2 separate regions of the Homo sapiens genome follow, and region 1 is linked to region 2. A link is an interaction called in ENCODE POLR2A ChIA-PET data of the cell type or tissue named here. Cell type or tissue: GM12878. All regions are shown on one strand. Links, peaks and the distances in the headings refer to the core of each region. The heading gives the core; the rest is flanking DNA. Region 1 overlaps MSI1 (musashi RNA binding protein 1). Region 2 has its middle 15 kb from the start of CABP1-DT.

Region 1 (4,390 bases), core at 281-4,280, 270 kb before region 2:
TCAGGCTGGTCTCGAACTCCCAACCTCAGGTGATCCACCCGCCTCAGCCTCCCAAAGTGCTGGGATTACAGGCGTGAGCCAAGGTGCCTAACTTCTTTTTCCACCTCTTAAATGAAGGGTGAAAACAGCTCATGAATCACCTTAGAATAAAACTTTCTCAATGTTCTAAATAAAACAAAGTGAAAGAGACAAGACAACTAACTACAATACCTGATTCTAGCCTGGATCTTATTCTGAAGGACAAAAATATTCTATAAAGAGCATTACTGGGTCTGGCTGGCCATGGTGGCTCATGCCTACCACCACAACACTTTGGGAACCTGAGGTGAGAAGATTGCTTGAGGCCAGGAGTTCGAGACCAGCTGGGCAACATAGTGAGACCCCGTCTCTACCAAAAAAAAAAAAAAAAAAAAAAAAAAGAGCATTATTGGGTCAATTGATAAAATTGGAAAATAGAAAGTAGATTAGATAAAAATATTGTATCAAGGCCGGGCGCGGTGGCTCACGCCTGTAATCCCAGCACTTTGGGAGGCTGAGGCGGGCAGATCACGAGGTCAGGAGATCAAGACCATCCTGGCTAACACAGTGAAACCCCGTCTCTACTAAAAATACAAAAAATTAGCTGGGCACGGTGGCGGGCGCCTGTAGTCCCAGCTACTCGGGAGACTGAGGCAGGAGAATGGCGTGAACCCAGGAGGCGGAGCTTCCAGTGAGCCAAGATCCCGCCACTGCAGTCCGGCCTGCGAAAGAGTGAGACTCCGTCTCAAAAAAAAAAAAAAAAAGAAAGAAAAAAATATTGTATCAATTATAAACTTAGGAAGTTGATAACTAAACTGTGGTTACATGAAAGAATATCCCTAATCTTAGGAAGCATCAAAGGGTAAAGGGCCACGATGCATGTAACTAGCCCTCAAATGATTCAGTGAAAAATCACAAGTCTGTGTGTCTATACATGTGTACATACATATTTGCAAACACACATACACACACATATATACACATAGAGTAAAACTGATCAACCAAAATGGGGGCAAAATGTTAAGAACAGGTGAATCTGATAACAGGGTATATGGATGTTCTTTGTACTGTTTTATTTTTGCAGCTCCTCTGAGTTTGGGATTACTTCCAAATAACATGTTAAAGAAAAAAGAAAAGCTTCAAGGAAGACTGTGCCCTATTTGGAGGCTGCTCGCCTCCCCGACTTCTGACCCTCTAGCCCATGCCGTGCCCCCTCCTCTGAATTCCCAGAGTACCTCTCTGTGTGCCACTCCCCCATGCCTGGCATAAAGACCCCCTTGTACTGTTCTCTTTCTGTGTGTACACATCTCATCTCCCCAGGGAGCCTATGAGCTTCCTGGGGGGCCAAACTCAGATTTACCACCCTCAGTCTTGGACCCAAAGCACAGCTGACTCCTGCTCAGCTTTCAAGGCTCATGGCAGCCTTCACCTCTTCCAGGAAGTCTCCTCAACCTCCAGGTGGGTTTAGGGGCCTCCCACAGCCTCCAGTCACTCTGTAGTGGCAGTGCCCATTTACTCCTGTCTCCAACTTGAAGGAGAGCCCCATGAGAGCAGGCTCTCCTTCTCAGAAGTTGCTCAATAAATATTACCTGAATGAATAAGACCAGGCAGCCTTCCTTTTGCCCCCTCCAAAGGCCTTTGGCCTTTGCAAATGCTGTTCCCTCCGCCTGGAACACTTTTCCCCTTCCCGTCTCTCCAGCCTCCCCATCACTGGCTCCTACTCCACCCGCAGACTCAACTTAAATGTAACTTCTTTTCCCACTTCTCCAAGTCACGGTCAAGTTCCCTGTGACCACACTCCCTCGGCACCCTACACTTCTGCATCTGAAATCTATTTTATCTTCTTACTTGTTTTCCCTGCCAGATTGTAAAGAAAGTCATTGTTGCAGTTCCTGGCATAATGTCTGGCATATAGAGTTGCTCAATAACTGTGTACTGGATGGATGAATGGATAGAGGAATGGACAGATGGAGGGATGGATGGACGAGAGAATGGACAGATTGACAGGACCAATGAATATGGTTGGACCTTTCTGCTGGCTACCACCAGAGGGCAGCACCCCCCAACCAAACCACCCCACCTTGGGTAGGACTGCCAGACCCGACAGATCCCTTGTCCCCACTCCTGCTCAATGACTCAGACAGGAGGAGGGCAGACCACAGGGGAGGTGCAACACCCACACAGCCCCTGCTAGTCCTGGGAGCAGTTCTGGCAGAAAGAAGCCGCAGGCGCAGGCTCGCGCATACCCAGCATGCCGATGCCCAGCATGAAGGCGTCCATTCCGTAGGGCATGACTCGAGACCTCCCCCGGGCTGAGCCCGTTGGCGACATCACCTCCTTTGGCTGAGCTTTCTTACATTCCACCTGCAATGAGACCTGGCGGTTAGTCTTTCCCACAGAGCTAGAGTCATTAGCCCTCTTGTTCCCTGGAAAGCCCCTTTATTAATTTTATTAATTTCACTGTCCAGCTGAAAACTATTTCATGGTTACCACTGATGGAGCACTCACTATGTGCTGGGGAGTGTGTAAACGGCTTTGCATGCAATCGTTCAATGAATGCTTACACCAATACTACCAATACTATGATGGAGGAGCTTTTCCAGTCCCATTTGACAGATGTGGAAACTGAGGCTCAGAGAAGGGAGGTCATCTGCCTGATTAACTACCGTGTGACACTGCCTCCCTGTCTAGGTTTTTAGGGGTTGGAAGAACTGGCTCTGCCTCCACTCACTCGAAGCCCCTCTGCCTGCCTTTAGAACCTCATAGCTTCCCTGGCAGGCCCCACAAGGAGCCCCAGTCTTCTCTGTGCCTGCGCTCCATCCAATCCCAACTCACCATGTTTTTGTTTTTGTTTTGTTTTGTTTGAGACGGAGTCTCACTCACTCTGTTGCCCAGGCTGAAGTGCAGTGGCACAATCTCAGCTCACTGCAACCTCCACCTCCCGGGTTCAAGCGATTCTCCTGCCTCAGCCTCCCAAGTAGCTGGGATTACAGGCACGCACCACCATGCCTGGCTAATTTTTGTATTTTTAGTAGAGACAGGGTTTCACTGTGTTGGCCAATCTGGTCTCAAACTCCTGACCTCATGTAATCTGCCCACCTCAACCTCCCCAAAGTGCTTGGCTTACAGGCGTGAGCCACTGCGCCCGGACCCAACTCACCATTTTGTTGTTGATTTCATGAAAATGAATTTCACACACTTTCTCCACGATGTCCTCACTCTCAAACGTGACAAACCCGAACCCTAGAGGTTGGACAAAGGATAAAGGCAAGGTCAGAACCAGAGCGCAGGGTCAAAACTCAACCCCAGGTCGTACCAATATCCCCGCTCCTCTCTCTCTGGCGAGTGAGAGTTAATGAAAGGCTCTGCTCACAGCCTGGAATCCTCTCAACTATCCACTGAGACAGGGTTTCAAGTCCCAGAATACAGATGAGGAAAATAAGGTTCAGGTAAGTGAAGTAACTTGCCCAAGGTCACACAGCAAGTTAGAAAGTGGTAGAGCTGTGATGAGAATACACTCAACATGCTTTTTCTAGTCCTCAGGTGTTTTCCAAAGAGGGAAGAAGGAACACACATGCACACTCATTTAAACTTACACAAAGGTGTACATGTCCAAACATACAAATGTACATAGACACACATTCACGCATGCATACATCTAGATACCTGCGTATCACGCAGACACATGCAGTTACCCTGACATACCAGATATAAACAGATATTTAGGCACAGATACCCCCTTTTGCACAGATACAAATACACACACACACAGAACACATACCCCACTCCCAAAATGGACTAAAAGTCCTGAAACAACTGGAGAAACAACCCTGTCTCCTCCTGGGTGTGCCCCAGGGACTGGAAAGGGATTTCTCAGAAGGTAAGGCCCTCGGGAGAAAAACAGCCAGGTGGCGCACACGCACACGGTGTGGCCCAGATGCTCACAGGTTCAGAGGCAACGGGGCTGGGGGCTGGGGGCTGGGCAGGAGGTGACTGCCTGGGGCTGTGGAGTCAGCCTGACCCTGGGCGGCCTGGCCTAAGCTCTGGTTACCAGGGACAAGGTAAGCCCGGGCAGAGGCAGACACCACTAGGGTGGGGGTAGGAGACTCAGTGGGTTGCAGGGACTGGGGGGGTGGGTACTCCTCTGTTCGTCTCGTGTGTCTGCAATTCGGCAAGTTTCTAGCACAGGAAATGGTGGGACAAAAGCCTTCTGTAAGGCCAGGCCTGGGAGAGGACGCAGATCCTGGGGGATAGGATGTCAGAAGGCGAGATGAAAGGGCAGCTGTGACCTGCAGCCCCCTGGCTGACCACGGGGCCCAGCCTGGGAAGGGGGAGGGGGCCACACTCACCTCGGTGCCGGTTGGTGGTTTTG
Region 2 (4,390 bases), core at 321-4,320:
TTGACAAGATGCATTTGTGTGACCGAGCTTCTAAATGTGTTTGAGAACCTGGGTGAGACGGGACATTCCAGCAAAATGTCAGCATAGGCCCAAATTCTGTCTTTCTGTTTCTTTTTGTTTGCAGTGGAGCAAAAAGTAGAAATCTCCAAGGGCACCGCGGACCCTTCTCTAATGAATCAATGGAAACGCCCACTGATCTGGAGATGTAAGGGACGAGCCTGCTGGCTGTGATTCCCCACACCTGTAACAGGCTGTTTCCACTTCCTCAGGAGCCAGCTGTGAGAAACCCACAGCAGAACTGCCCACCTTCCAACAAGGGAAGCCTGCAGGAGAACTGCAGGCTTCAATGGGGATGCCAAGCCCATTTTTAGATCTCATCTGTTCTTAATGAGAAATGGGTCCAACCTTGCCCAGGTTTCTAGAACAATCCCTGACAGGGCTTTGGAGTTTATTAGCATGTTCACACGCTATCTGGCTTAATTGCCAGATGATCTCTTGTTTTCTCTTCTTTTTATGGTGCACTCCCTGGGACTAGCATAATACCTAGCATCTGGTAGGGATCACTAGATTTTTGTTGGAAGAGTTAGTTTTCATAAGTCATGAAAGACAGGCAATATTGTCATCATTTTTTTTTCTTTTGAGACAGAGTCTCGCTCTGTCGCCAGGCTGCAGTGCAGTAGCGCGATCTTAGCTCACTGCAAGCTCCGCCTCCTGGGTTCAAGCAATTCTCCTGCCTCAGCCTCCCGAGTAGCTGGAGCCACAGGTGCACGCAACCACGCCCAGCTAATTTTTGTATTTTTAGTAGAGACGGGGTTTCACCATGTTAGCCAGGATGGTTTTGATCTCCTGACCTTGTGATCCACCCGCCTTGGCCTCCCAAAGTGCTGGGATTACAGGCATGAGCCACCGTGCCCAGCCCATTTTTTTTTTAAGAGGTGGGGCCTCACTCTGTCGCCCAGGCTGGAGTGCTGTGGTGTGATCATAGCTCACTGCAGCCTTGAATTCCTGGGGTCAAGAGATCTCCCACCTCAGCCTTCCAAGTAGCTGGGACTACAGGCGTGTGCCACAGTGTTTGACTATGTCATCAATTTTTTTTTTGGGACGGAGTCTCGCTCTGTTGCCCAGGCTGGAGTGCAGTGGCGTGATCTTGGCTCACTGCAACCTCCGCCTCCCTGGTTCAAGCGATTCTCCTGCCTCAGCCTCCTGAGTAGCTGGGACTACAGGCCCAGGCCACCACGCCTCGCTAAATTTTTGTATTTTTTAGTAGAGACAGGGTTTCACCGTGTTAGCCAGGATGGTCTCGATCTCCTAACCTCGTGATCCGCCCGCCTCGGCCTCCCAGAGTGCTGGGTTTACAGGCGTGAGCCACCGGGTCGGGCTTACATGATCATTTTACAGATGATGAAACTCAGGCTCAGTAATGATATGACTTGGCCCAAGGTCACACAGCCAGGACATAAATCTATGCAGGCAGCTGGCTTGGGGTTACCAGAAAAGAAGAGAAGGAACTCCGTCCCAGTGGTGGCTACAATTTGGGAAAACAAACTTTACTTATGAATATGGGAGGACTTAAGAGAGCTTGCGCCTTTGGAATCCCAGTACTGCACTTGTGCACTTGGACAAGTTCTAAAGACAACAGGGGCCAGGCGCGGTGGCTCATGCCTGCAATCCCAACACTTTGGGAGGCCAAGGCGGGTGGATCACCTGAGGTCAGGAGTTCGAGACCAGCCTGGCCAAAATGGTGAAACATCATCTGTACTAAAAATACACAAAAATTAGCTGGGCGTGGTGGCACGTGCCTGTAATTCCATCTACTTGGGAGGCTGAGGCAGGAGAATAGCTTGAAACTGGGAGGCGGAGGTTGCAGTGACCCGACATCGCGCCATTGCACTCCAGCCTGGGCGATAAGAGCACAACTCTGTCTCAAACAAACAAACAAAAAAAAATGGGGCCTCAGTTTTTCTATCTGTAAAATGGACACACCAATGTGTGCGTCCCTCTTACACAGAGCCTGTGGGAGTTACAGTGAGAAAATGCAGTTCAATGCCTGCCACCGGGTGGTGCTCAATACACTCCCACCCCACATTGACCTTTCAGGTGATATCTGGAACCCCCCACCCCCTCTCACCGCCGACCAGCCCCACTGCTGCACCGTTGCCTGCCCTCGCAATTTTGGGGCGGGACTGGAGAGAGCCTGCTGAATAATCGCCCTGCGCATGCGCAGCCGCCATGAGTCACGTGGCCTGACGCCACCCAAGTCCTCAAGGGCGAGGCCTCAGGAACTTTCTGTCGTCAGTGGGGACCCTTGGGACAGCTTTCTTCTCACCTCGGCTGGAGCTTGGGGTCCTTGGAACACCCGAGTGTGCACTTGAAGGGCTGAGAGAGAAGGCAAAGACCTTCCAGAACCTCAAATGAGGGTTCTTTTGACCTTCGTATGTTTTCTGTTTTGAGTCAGGGTCTAGCTCTGTTGCCCAGGCTGGAGTGCAGTGGTGCAATCACAGCTCACTGCAACCTCTGCCTCCCAGGTCAAGGGATCCTCTTGCTTCAGCCTCCTGAGTAGCTGGGACCACAGGTTCGCACAATCACCCAAGCTATTTTTTTTTTTTTTTTTTTTTTTTTTGAGACCTAGTCTCATTTTGTCTCCCAGACTGGAGTGCAGTGACGCGATCCTGTCTCACTGCAACCTCCACCCTCCGGGTTCAAGCGATTCTCTTGCCTCAGCCTCCCTAGTAGCTGGGATTACAGGCGGCTGCCACCACGCCTGGCTAATTTTTGTATTTTGGTAGAGACGGGGTTTCACCGTGTTGCCCAGGCTGGTCTCGGGAACTCCTGAGCTCGGGCAATGCGCCTGCCTCGGCCTCCCAAAGTGCTGGGATTACAGGCATGAGCCAACGCGCCCGGCCCACCCAAGTTATTTTTAAAATTTTTTTGTAGAGAGGGGGTCTCACTTTGTTGCCCAAGCTGGTCTGGAATCCTGGCTTCAAGCGACCTGCCCGCTTTGGTCACCCAAAGTGTTGGGATTACAGGAGGTGCTCCCAGTCACCCTTTCCATGTTTGAGGGAGGCTTTCCCAGGCCCCTGGGACCAAAGGAAACCAACCAGGGAAATGGCTGGCCTGAGGCAGGTCAGCCCTTCTGGGCAGCCCTTCCTCATCCGTTCACCCAGGTAACAAATGAGCCCTTCCCTGGTGTTCAGCACTAAAGATACAGTGACAAGGACCCAGCTGGGGAGATAGACTTTCCCTGGGAAGTGGAAACTGAGTGGAAACTGAAGGGATGCATCCGAGTTAATCTGGGGGAGCTGGGAGAGAAAGAGGTTGCAGACGGACCAGGGACATTGAGGAGGGTAAAAGCTTTCAAGGGGGAATGAGCCTGGATGGTCTCGAGAACTGATGGGCGTGGGAACAGTGGCCTTGGGAAGAATTTTGGACTTGATCCTAAGAGCAGCAGGAAGCCACTGAAATTGGGGGATAATGTAATTTTTAGAGTCCTGCACTGAATCATTTTGCTTTTCTTTCTCATTCAGAAAAATGGATTTTGAATTCCACACCTGCCATACTAATTTTTAAAACTTTATTTTCAGAAATAGAAAAGAAGAGAACAATGGACTATGTGTTTCTTCTCAGGGTTAAATATGCTAAAAGACGCAAATTGCCTAGCATTCTATATGTGGTCTATAAATGGTAATTCCCTATCTCTCCTCTAAATTCCATTCCACAATTTGCACCATTCCAGGAGCATTGGAGGAGATCAATCCTCCCTACAGACTAAAGATAAATTTCATTTGAAGTACCTGGGTGGATGAAAAATTTGATTAGTTCAAAAGATTAAAGGGTAATTATTTTACAAATTATTATTCAAATAGTATGCTCCCCATGAGCATACAACATATTATTTGATTTATGGAATTGCAATTTACATTCAACTTTTTAGGAGCACATTTATTTATTTACTTAAAAAAAATCGTTTTGCGACAGAGTCTTGCTCTTTCATTCAGGCTGGAGTGTAGTGACATGATCATAGCTCACGCAGCTTTGATCTCCCAGGCTCAAGCAATCCTCCCACCTCGGCCTCCCTAGTAGCTGGGACCATAGGCATGCGCTACCGTGCCTGGATGATTTTTTATTTTTAGTAGAGATGAGGTCTCATTATGTTGCCTGAGCTGATCTCAAACTCCGGGCCTGAGCAATCCTCCCACCTCAGCACCCCCAAAGTGCTAGGATTATAGGTGTGAGCCACTGAGCTCGGCCTAGAAGCATATTTATTTTAGAAAACAAGACTAAGTTTCAAAAAGGCAGGGGCCACGTCCATGTTTTTCCCCCACTGTAAGATCACCACCTTGCTGGACATATAGTAGACTTTCAAATATCTGTTAGATAGATTTAAATACTG

Evidence for each region. Peaks named below come from ENCODE experiments on the same cell type or tissue, not always from the same donor. Only the 100,000 strongest peaks of a DNase experiment are listed, where the experiment ranks them.
Region 1: POLR2A ChIA-PET joins it to region 2 with 7 read pairs; 1 of 35 experiments calls an interaction of 5 or more read pairs at or near these places.

What each region holds. Positions count from the first base shown.
Region 1 is chr12:120,354,638-120,359,027 of GRCh38, forward strand. MSI1 (musashi RNA binding protein 1) reads right to left here. Exons shown (of 15, transcript NM_002442.4): 7 at 4,368-4,390; 8 at 3,179-3,261; 9 at 2,265-2,382. Among named protein-coding and RNA genes, the nearest start is that of MSI1, 12 kb to the right of the region's middle. RefSeq lists enhancers at 1,798-2,298, 3,735-4,347, 4,348-4,390. In GM12878, for the core only: a CTCF peak has its summit at 2,062 (motif pointing right); a DNase peak (open chromatin) is centred at 2,084.
Region 2 is chr12:120,623,733-120,628,122 of GRCh38, forward strand. No RefSeq gene overlaps it. Among named protein-coding and RNA genes, the nearest start is that of CABP1-DT, 15 kb to the right of the region's middle. In GM12878, for the core only: no CTCF peak of the experiment used is centred there; a DNase peak (open chromatin) is centred at 2,199.